Linked DNA regions of Homo sapiens: region 2 is linked to region 1. A link is an interaction called in ENCODE POLR2A ChIA-PET data of the cell type or tissue named here. Cell type or tissue: A673. All regions are shown on one strand. Each heading gives the region's core, and the rest is flanking DNA. Links, peaks and the distances in the headings are about the cores only.

The links. ChIA-PET counts read pairs that join two places held together with the same protein. Peaks named below come from ENCODE experiments on the same cell type or tissue, not always from the same donor. Only the 100,000 strongest peaks of a DNase experiment are listed, where the experiment ranks them.
Region 2: POLR2A ChIA-PET joins it to region 1 with 5 read pairs; 2 of 35 experiments call an interaction of 5 or more read pairs at or near these places.

What each region holds. Positions count from the first base shown.
Region 1 is chr11:78,242,474-78,247,863 of GRCh38, reverse strand. The region is part of intron 3 of GAB2 (GRB2 associated binding protein 2); the gene reads left to right. Among named protein-coding and RNA genes, the nearest start is that of USP35, 56 kb to the right of the region's middle. In A673, for the core only: no CTCF peak of the experiment used is centred there; a DNase peak (open chromatin) is centred at 3,083; H3K4me3 peaks cover 685 bases.
Region 2 is chr11:77,964,631-77,970,020 of GRCh38, reverse strand. The region is part of intron 4 of INTS4 (integrator complex subunit 4); the gene reads left to right. Among named protein-coding and RNA genes, the nearest start is that of INTS4, 27 kb to the left of the region's middle. In A673, for the core only: no CTCF peak of the experiment used is centred there; no DNase peak of the experiment used is centred there.

The DNA.
Region 1 (5,390 bases), core at 165-5,164:
AGTTCAAATAATGTTTGCAGAATTCCAAAGGAAGTTGGGAGGGTAGGAAGGAAGCTTTCTTAAATCCAGAAAGACGATATATTTTCTTGTAGTAGTGGAGTTGCTCGCATCATGCTAAACCTACTGTAATAATTATAAACTCTGGACAAAATATTAAAAAATAACTTTTTTAAGGCCCTGAAGAGCAATAAAAAAGGCAGAAACTGCAAGAGATCTGACTCTTGAAAGAAGTGAAATTCAGTTTACATGGCTTTTCCTATGATGTTCCAATAATATATCGTCGAGAATATTCAGTATACAATGAGAAAATGCCAGACATATGAAGAAACCGTATACATTAACCCATAGTTGAGAGAACTCAGTATCTAGAAAGAGATCAAAATAAACCCATATTTTGGACCCAGCCTACAAGACTTTAAAATAATTATGTTAATTTTTTAATCTATTGTGGGTAAAGGATATAATAGGTGAAGAGATGGTGGATTTTAGGATGGATGTAGAAACCGAAAAAGAATTGGGTAGTTCCAGTTCCACTATGGTGGTGGAAGCCACCACAGGCTTTCCTTCCCACTGATTACAACTAAAAACTCTGGACAAAATCCAAAGTGCAATACCCAAAGACTCTGAAAAATAAATAAAAGGAGATAGATTGTAAAGAGGAGAAGAACTTGTAGAAGTGACTACACAGAGATGAACTTTTTGTCTTTCATGCATTTGCCTCCAGGTTGGGCCCCATCACAAAGTAGCACAGTGCAAATGGCTAAAATGTCATAAAAAACCCCATCTTTCTGAGTAGGGGAACCAGAAGAGGAGCCCCATTGGGGCTGGAAGGAGCTAGTATATTCCAGAATGAAGAGAGCTGGAGAAGGGATCTTCTAACTCTGGGAATGAAACTATGTGAGTCTTAGGATCACCTTGGGCTACACATGTGTGGGACAAACCGAATCGAGTGCAACAAAGCCTATGTGAACTGAAAGAAGATTTGAACTACCATACACAGGAGGAGAGACAGAACTTGCAGTCTGAGCCTAACCAGGTTGATTTCCTATAAAAATATCACTTCTCGGCCGGGTGCGGTGGCTCACGCCTATAATTCTAGCACTTTGGGAGGCTGAGGTGGGCAGATCACCTGAGGTCAGGAGTTGAAGATCAGACTGGCCAACATGGTGAAACCCCATCTCTACTAAAAATACAAAAATTAGCTGGGCTTGGTAGTGGGCCCCTGTAATCCCAGCTACTCAGGTGGCTGAGGCAGGAGAATCGCTTGAAGCCAGGAGGTGGAGGTTGCAGTGGGCCGAGATCACGCCACTGCACTCCAGCCTGGGCAACTGAGTGAGACCCTGTCTCAAAACAAACAAACAAAAAAATAGCACTTCTCCATGGGATTATAACAGAACCCAGCATCTACACAACATCATGTTCACAGCATTCAGGATCTGTAATCCAAAATGTCTCAGCATATTGAAAACCAGAAAAATATAACCCATTCTCAATGGAAGTCACAGGTACAAACCTCAAAATAACCCAGATGTTGGAATTATCAGACACAGATTTCAAAGCTCCTGTGAAAACAACATTCCATGTAATAAAGGAAAACACACTTGAAACTAATGGAAAGAAAAAACCCTCTGCCACCGGACACTGTGGCTCACACCTGTAATCCCAGCACTTTGGGAGCCCGAGGCAGGTGAGTCATCTGAGGTCAGGAGTTCGAGACCAGCCTGGCCAACATGGTGAAACCCCGTCTCTACTAAAAATACAAAAAAATTAGCCAGGCATGGTGGTGGGCGCCTGTAATCCCAGCTACTTGGGAGGCTGAGGCAGGAGAATCGCTTGAACCCTGGAGGCGGAGGTTGCGCCATTGCACTCCAGCCTGGGCGAGAAGAGCAAAACTCCGTCTCAAAAAAAAAAAAGAAAAAAAGAAAATAAAAAAACCCTCTGCCAACCAAGGAGTTTATATTCGGCAAAAGTATCCTTTGGGAATGTAAACAAAATTAAGACGTTCTCAGATAAAGGAAAAATAAGAGCATTTCCAAGAGATCTGCTTTTAAAAACTGATAAGAAATTTCCTCAGGCTGAAGCAAGATGGTACTAGAAGGAAACTTGAATTTTCAGGAATGAAGGAAGAGCAACAGAAATAGTAAATCCCTGCATAACTGTGAAAGATTATTTTTCCGTTTTAACTTCTTTAAAATATGTATAAGTGTTAGAAGCAAAACTCAAACAATGTCTAGTGAGGTTTTCACCTGGTTTTCTTACTCTTTAGTATGAAGAGCTCCCTTTGCCATTTCTTGCCATGTGAGTGGCCTGGTGAGAAATTTTCCCAGCTTTCATTTATCTGGAAATTTCTTAATTTCACCTTCAGTTTTGAGAGAGATTTTGCTAGGTATAGAATTCCAGAATGACAGTTCTGTTTTCTTTCAGCATTTAAAGGATACCATTCTAGTCTTCTGACCTTCATTGTTTCTGATGAGAGATCAGCAGTTATTTTAATTTTTATTATTCTATATGTATTTTCCTTCCTCTGAATGATTTTTTCTTTTCAAAAATTGTAGTAAATACATAGCATAAATATATCATCTTAACCATTTTTAAGTGCACAGTTCAGTAAAGTACATTCATATTGTTATATAATCAATCTCCAGAAATCTTTTCATCTTACCAAACTGAAATTCTAACCATTCAACAACTCCCCATTTCCCCTTCCCTCAGGCCCTGAAAACCACCATTCTACTTTCTGTCTGTGTGAGTCTGACTTCTCTAGATGCCTCATATACATGGACTCATACTACATTTTCTTTATCCATTTATCTGTTGATGACCACTTAGGTTGATTCCATTATCTTGGCTATCGTGACTAATGATGCAATAAACATAGGGGTGCAAATAGCTCTTTAACATACTGATTTCCTTTCCTTCAGATATATACCCAGTAATGGGATTGCTGGATCATAAGGTAGTTCTATTGTTAGTTTTTTGAGGAACTTTCATACTGTTTTCCATAACGACTGTACTAATTTACATTCCCACCAACAGTGTGTAAGAGTTCCCTTTTCTCCACATCCTCACTGGCATCTGTTATTTTTCTTCTGGAAAATAGCCATCCCAACTGGGGTGAGATAATATCTCATTGTGGTTTTGATTTGCATTTCCCTGCTGATTAGTGAGACGGCAAGCTTTTTTTTTTTTTTTTTTTTTTTACTATGAATGTTGGCTGTTTTTCTGTCTTCGTTTGAAAGATAACTATTTTCAGCTAATTTGCCTCAACTCCATTATTTGTTTTTTTTTGCTGTTGAGTTGTTTGAGTTCCTTGTATATGCTGGATATCAACCTTCCATCAGATGAATAGCTTGCAGAATGGCTTTCTCCCATTCAGTAGGTTGTCTCTTTACTCTGTTGATTGTTTCCCTTTGCTGTGCAGAAGATTTTTAGTTTAATATAGTCCCATTTGTCTTTTTTTTTTCTTTCTTTTGAGACAGAATCTCCCTCTGTCGTACAGGCTGGAGTGCAATGGTGCGATCTTGGCTCACTGCAACTTCTGCCTCCCAGGGTCAAATGACTCTCCTGGCTTAGCCTTTTGAGCAGCTGGAACCACAGTCATGTACCACCATGCCTGGCCAATTTTTCTATTTTTAATAGAGACAGGATTTTACCACATTAGCCAGGCTGGTCTTGAACTCCTGACCTCAAGGAATCTGCCCATCTTGAATCTGCCCATCTTGGCCTCCTAAAGTGCTGGGATTACAGATGTGAGCCAGCACACCCAGCCATTTGTCTATTTTTTGTTTTTGATGGTGCTTCTGAGGTCTTAGCTGGGCCCTTTTTTGTTTTTGCTTTTGATGGGAGACTTTTTTTTGCAAATTCCATCTCATTACTCATAATTAGTCTGTTCAGATTTTCTATTTCTTTTGGGTTCAATCTTGGTAAGTTGTGTTTGTCCAGGAATTTATCCATTTCTGTTAGGATTTCTAATTTGTTGGTGTATAGTTCATAATCATCTTTTTTCTTTTTTCTTTTTCTGAGACAGAGTCTTGCTCTGTCCTCCAGGCTGGAGTGCAGTGGCGCGATCTCAGCTCACTACAACCTCCGCCTCCCGGGTTCAAGTGATTCTCCTGCCTCAGCCTCCCAAGTAGCTGGGACTACAGGCACGTGCCACTGTGCCCAGCTAATTTTTTTTTTGTATTTTTAGTAGAGACAGGGTTTCACCATGTGAGCCAGGATGGTCTCGATCCCCTGACCTCGTGATCTGCCCGCCTCGGCCTCCCAAAGTGCTGGGATTACAGGCATGAGCCACTGCACCTGGTCCATAATCATCTTTAATGATCCTTTTTGCATTTCTATGCTGTCAGTTACAATGTCTCCTTTTTCTTTTTTATTTTATTCCTTTATCTATTTTGAGACGGAGTCTCGCTGTGTCACCCAGGCTGGTGTGCAGCTGCGCGATTTTGGCTCACTGCAACCTCCACCTCCTGGGTTCAAGTGATTCTCATGCCTCAGCCTCCCGGGTAGCTGGGACTACAGGCGCCCACCACCACTCCTGGCTAATTTTTCTATTTTTAGTAGAGACAAAGTTTTGCCATGTTGGCCAGGTTGGTCTCTAACTCCTGACCTCAAGCAGTCCACTTGCCTCTGCCTCCCAAAGTGCTGAGATTACAGGCATGAGCCACCATGCCCAGCCTTTTTTTTTCTTTTTTTTTTTCTAGACAGAGTCTCACTCTGTCGCCCATACTGGAGAGTACGGTGGTGTGATCTCAGCTTACTGCAACCTCCGCCTCCCAGGTTCCAGCGATTTTCATGCCTTAGCCACCCGAGTAGCTGGGATTACAGGCGTGTGCCACCATGCCCACTAATATTTGTATTTTTAGTAGAGACGGAGTTTCACCATGTTGGCCAGGCTGGTCTCGAACTCCTGATCTCAAGTGATCTGTCCGCCTCAGCCTCCCAAAGTGCTGGGATTACAGGCATGAGCCACCACACCCAGACTGATTTTGTATTTATTTGGATCTTTTCCCGTTTTTTCTTGGTCAGTCTTGCTACTGGTTTGATTTTGTTTATTCTTTGAAAAAATTAACTTCATTTTGTTGATCAGTTTTATTTTGTCTCAATTTTATTTCTGCTCTGATCTTTTTTTTCCCCTTTTACTAATTTTGGGTTTGGTTCTTGTTTTTCTGCTTCCTTGAGATGCATCATTAGGATGTTTATTTGAAAATTTTCTACTTTTTTGGTATTAGCATTTATTGCCATAAACTTCTCTATTAATACTGCTTTTGCTGTATTCCATAGGCTTTGGTATGTTGTGTTTCTATTTTCATTTGTTTCCAGACATTTCTAAATTTCATTCTTTTTCTTTTTTTTTTGTTTTGAGACGGAGTCTCGCTCTGTCGCCCAGG
Region 2 (5,390 bases), core at 149-5,148, 280 kb after region 1:
GAATATTATTTGCCCATTAAAAAGAATAAAATACCAATACACTCTACAGCTTCGTTGGAGTTTGAAAACATTATGCTAAGTGAAAGAAGCCAGACACGAAAGACCACCTATTACATGAGTCAGTTTATATTAAATTTCCATAATAGGTTAAGTCTATAGAGACAGAAAGTACGTTAGTGGTTGGTTAGGGCTTAGGCGAACAGAGAGATAGGAGGTTGATAGCTAAAGGGTACAGAATGGCTTTTTTTTTTTTTTTGCAGGAGGGGATCTTTCTGTAATGATAATGTTTGAAAACTGACTGTGGTGATGGTTGTGCATATATGTGCAGTACGGAAAAGCATTGAATTGGCCAGGTGCAGTAGCTCATGCCTGTAGTCCTAACGCTTTGGGAGGCCAAGGTGGGAAGCTCGCTTGAGTGCAGGTGTTCAAGATCAGCTTGAGCAACACAATGAGACCTCATCTGTGCAAAAGAACTAGCAGGTGTGATGGTGCACATCTGTAGCCCCAGCTACTTTGGGAGGCTGAGGTGAGAGGATTACTTGAGCCCAGGAGGTCAAGGCTGCAATGAGCTATGATGACATCACTGCGTTCCACCCTGGGCGACAGAGCGAGGCCCTGTCATTTATTCATTCATTCATAAATACATACATACATATACATACATACGCCTATACATACATACCATTGATTTGTACATGTTATCTGGGAGAATTGCGTACGTTTTCTGGGAGAATTGCATGGTATGTGTATTATATCTTATCACAGCTATTAAAAATTTATACTTCAGGCCTGGCATGGTGGCTCACACTTGTAATCCCAGCACTCTGGGAGGCCAAAGCAGGCAGATCACTTGAGGCCAGGAGTTTGAGACCAGCCTGGCCAACATGGTGATAACCCTGTCTCTACTAAAAATACAAAAATTAGCCGGGTGTGGTGGTAATCCCAGCTACCCTGATGGCTGAGGCATGAGAATCACTTGAACCAGGGAGGCAGAGGCTGCAGTGAGCTGAGATCACACCACTGCACCCCAGCCTGGGCGACAGAGTGAGACTCTGTCTCAAAATAAATAAATATAAGAAAAAAATTATACTTCACTGAATTTTGGTGAATTTTTCAACATTTACATTTTTTCCACGTTTTGGCTAATTTGAATAATGCTGCTATGAATATTCACTTACAAGTTTTTTGCTTTATATATATATATGTTTTCAGTTCTCTTGGATATATACCAAGGATATTCACTTACAAATTTTTGCTTAATACATGTTTTCAGTTCTCTTGGATGTATACTAAGGAGAGGAATTTTGGGGTCATATGGTAATTAAGTGTTTAAGTTTTTAATAAAATTGTCATAAAATACAGATTAACATAAAATTTACCATGTCAACCATTTTAAAACATATTGTTTAGTGGCATTAAGTATATTCACAAAGTTGTGTGATCATCACCACCCTTCATTGACAGAGCTCTTTTTGTTTTGCAGAAGTGAAACTCTATACCCATTAAACAATAACTCCCCATGTCCCCATCCCCTCGTCCCTAACAACCACCATTCTATATTCTGTTTTTATAAATTTGACTACTGTAGGGACTTCAGGTAAGTGGAATCACGCAATATTTGTCCTTTTGTGCCTAGCTTATTTTTCTTAGCATAATGTCCTCAAAGTTCATCCACATTGTAACATGTGTCAGAATTTTCTTCCTTTTTACAGCTGAATAATGTACCATTTAAGTAAATTGGAGAAATCATGCCATTTTCCCACTGAAGTAAATGTTTCATATGTATTTTTTTAAGGATATCAATTACAGCATGCATCACATAATAATGACATTTCAGTCAAGGATGGACTGCATATACAACAGTGGTCCCATAAGGTTATAATATTATATTTTTACTGTACTTTTTCTATGTGTAGATATGTTTAGATACACAAATACTTACCATTATGTTACAGTTGCCTACAATATTCAGTACAGTAACATGTTGTACAGGTTTATAGCCTAGGAGCATTAGGCTATATCATGTAGTCTAGGTGTAGTAGGCTTTACAATCTAGGTTTGGGTAAGTACACTCTGATGTTTGCACAATGATGAAATCACCTAATGATGCATTTCTCAGAATGTATCCTTGTTGGTAATTGATGCATGACTATATTTAGTTTTCATGTCTCTTTTGTTTTCCTTAATCTGAAAAGGTCACTCAACCTTTCTTTGTCTTTCATTACCTTGACATTTTTGAAGAGTGTAGGGCATTTATTTTGTAAAATGTCTTGCAATCTGGTTTTATCTGATATTTTCAGTTTAGATTCAGCCAATGCATTTTGACAAGAATATAACAGAATTTTGTGTCCCTCATAATGTATAACATCATGAGGCACAGATGACGTTTGACTTGTTCATGATGTTGCGTTTGATACTTGGCTTAGGTGGTGTCTGCCAGGTTTTGATTATAGAGTTATTTGATCCCCAAAATTAAAAATAGAATTGCCATATGATCCAACAGTTCACTTACGGGATATACCTCTGTAAGGGCTGCCATAACAAAATGCCACAGGCTGGATGGCTTAAACAACAGAAATTGCTCACGTTTCTGAAGTCTAGAATCTAAGATTAAGGTGCTGGCAAATTCAGTTCCTAGTGAAGGCTCTTTAACTGGCTTAAAGACAACTAACCACTGGCTGTGTGGGCATATGGCCTCTCCCCTGTGCATGAGAGAGAGCTCTCATAAGGACACTAGAGTCCCATCCTTATGACCTCATTTAACCTTAATTACCTACTGAAAGGCCCCACCTCCAAATGCAGTTATAATGTATTGCATTTCTTTTGTAACTATGACTGTTGGGTCATGAGTTCCTTAAGGAAACTCATTTTTCCAAAGAAGACATATAGATGGTCAATAATCCAATATGAAAAGATGCTTAATATCACTAATCACTAATCATTAGGGAAAGAAAATCAAAACCACAGTGAGATACCACTTCATACCCATTAGGATAGCTATTGCCAAAAAGAAAAAAAAAGTATTGGCAAGGATTGGAACCCTTGTGCATTGGTAGTAGTAGTGCAAAATAGTGCAGCCATTGTGGAAAACAGTATGACAGTTCCCTAAAATTCATGGGTTGGAAGAATTAATATGTTAAAACGTCCATATTACCCAAAATGATCTGCAGATTCAGTGTAATCCCTATCAAAATCCCAATATCATTTTTCACAGAAATAGAAAAAAAATCTTTAAAGTTTGTATGAAACCACAAAAGACTTAATAGCAAAACAATTTTGAACAAAAAGAACAAAGCCAGAGGCATTACATTCCCTATTTTCAAAATATAAAGCATTTGTAGTCAAAACAACATGGTACTGGCATAAAAACAGTACTAAAGGAACAGGATAGAAAGCCCAGAAACAAACCCATGCATTTATGGTCAGCTGATTTTTGACAGTGGTGCCAAGAACACACACTGGGTAAAGGACAATCTATTCAATAGATGATGCTGGGAGAAGTGGTCATTCACATGCAGGAGAATGAAATTAGACCCTTACGTCATACACATACTTGAACTGAGTGGATTAAAGACTTAAAACATACGACCTGAAACTGTAAAACTACTAGAAGAAAACACAGGGAAAGCTCTGTGGCATTGATCTGGGCAATGATTTTTTGTTGTGACTTTAAAAGAGCAGGCAACCAACCAACCACAAAAAATAGACAAATGGGACTGTATCAAACTAAATAGTTTCTGTACAAGAAAAGAAACTAAGTGAAGAGACAACCCATAGAGGTAAAAAAACAAAATGTGTAAACCATATATCTGACAAGGGCTAATATCCAAAATATATAAGGAATTCAACTAAGTAGCAACAACAACAACAAAACCTGGCTAAAAAATGGGCAAAGGACCAGAACAGACACTTCTTACAGATGACCAACAGGTTCATGAAAAAGTGTACAACATCACTAAGCGTCGGGAAAATGCAAATTAAGTGAGATGTCACCTCACATCTATTAGAATGGTTTTTATAAAAAAGATGAACAATAACAAGTGTTGGTATGGGGAGACAAGGAAACCCTCGTACACTGTTGGCGAAGATGTAAATTAGTACAACTATTTATGGAAAACAAGATGAAGGTCTCAAAAAACTAAAAATAGAACTAGCATGTGATCTAGTCATCCCACTTCCGGGTATATGTCTAAAGGAATTGAAATCAGTATGTTGAAGGGATGCTTGCACTCCAATGTTGATTGCAGCAGTATTCACAATAGCCAATGTATGGAATCAACCTGTTTATCAGCAGATGAATGGATAAAGAAGATGTAGTGTATAACATGCAATGGAATACTATTCAGCCTTGTAAATGAAGGAGATCCTGTCATTCATGACAACATGTATGAACCTTGAAGACATACTAAGTGACATAAGCCGAGCACAGAAAAACACATGCCACATGATCTCATTTGTGTGTGTAATTTTAAAAAGTTGAACTCAAAGAGAGTAGAGTGATGATCACCAGAGGCTAGGAGTGGTAGTAAAGTGAGGGAGGGGGGAGTTGCTGATCAAAGGTTATAAAGTTTCAGCTCAACAGGAGGAATAGGAGGAATAGGTTTTGAGATCTATTACATAGCAGGTGACTATAGTCCACAATAATGTATATTTAAAAATAACTAAGAGTAGGGAGGTGCAGTGGCTCATACCTGTAATCCTAACACTTTGTGAGGTCGAGGTGGGAGGTTTGCTTGAGTCCAGGAATTCAAGACCAGCCTGGGCAAATGTGGTGAGACTCTGTCTCTACAGAAGTAAAAAAAGTAGCTGGGCATGGTGGCTTGCACCTGTATTCTCAGGCTGAGTCAGGAGGATTGCTTGAACCCAGGAGTTCCAGGCTATGTGAGCTATGATCATGCCACTACACTCCAGCCTAGGTGACAGAGGAAGATGTTGTCTCTTAAAAAACAAAAACCTAAGTGAATATTTCAAATGTCTCACCACAAAAAATGATAGGTGATGGATATATGTTAATTAGCTTGATTTAATAATTCCACATTGCATACATGTATTAAAGTATCACATTGTATCCCAAAAATATATATAACTATGACTATAATAAAACATTAAAATCAAAAATAGATAATTTGTGGAGAGATACTTTGAGATTATGTAAATATGCTCTTCCTCATCAAACTACCCACCATTTTAGCAACTGTTATTAAATCTTGCCTGACTTTGTTATTACCATAAAGAGAGCTTGCCTCCCCTCCCTCCCTCTCTTCTTTCCTTCCTGCTTTCCCTCCCTTCCTCCCTCCACTTGCCCTTCCTCATTCCTTCCTCCTTCCTTCCATTTGTCTCCTGCTTTATTTACTATGTAATAGTATAATCATTATTTTTTGAAGTTTAAA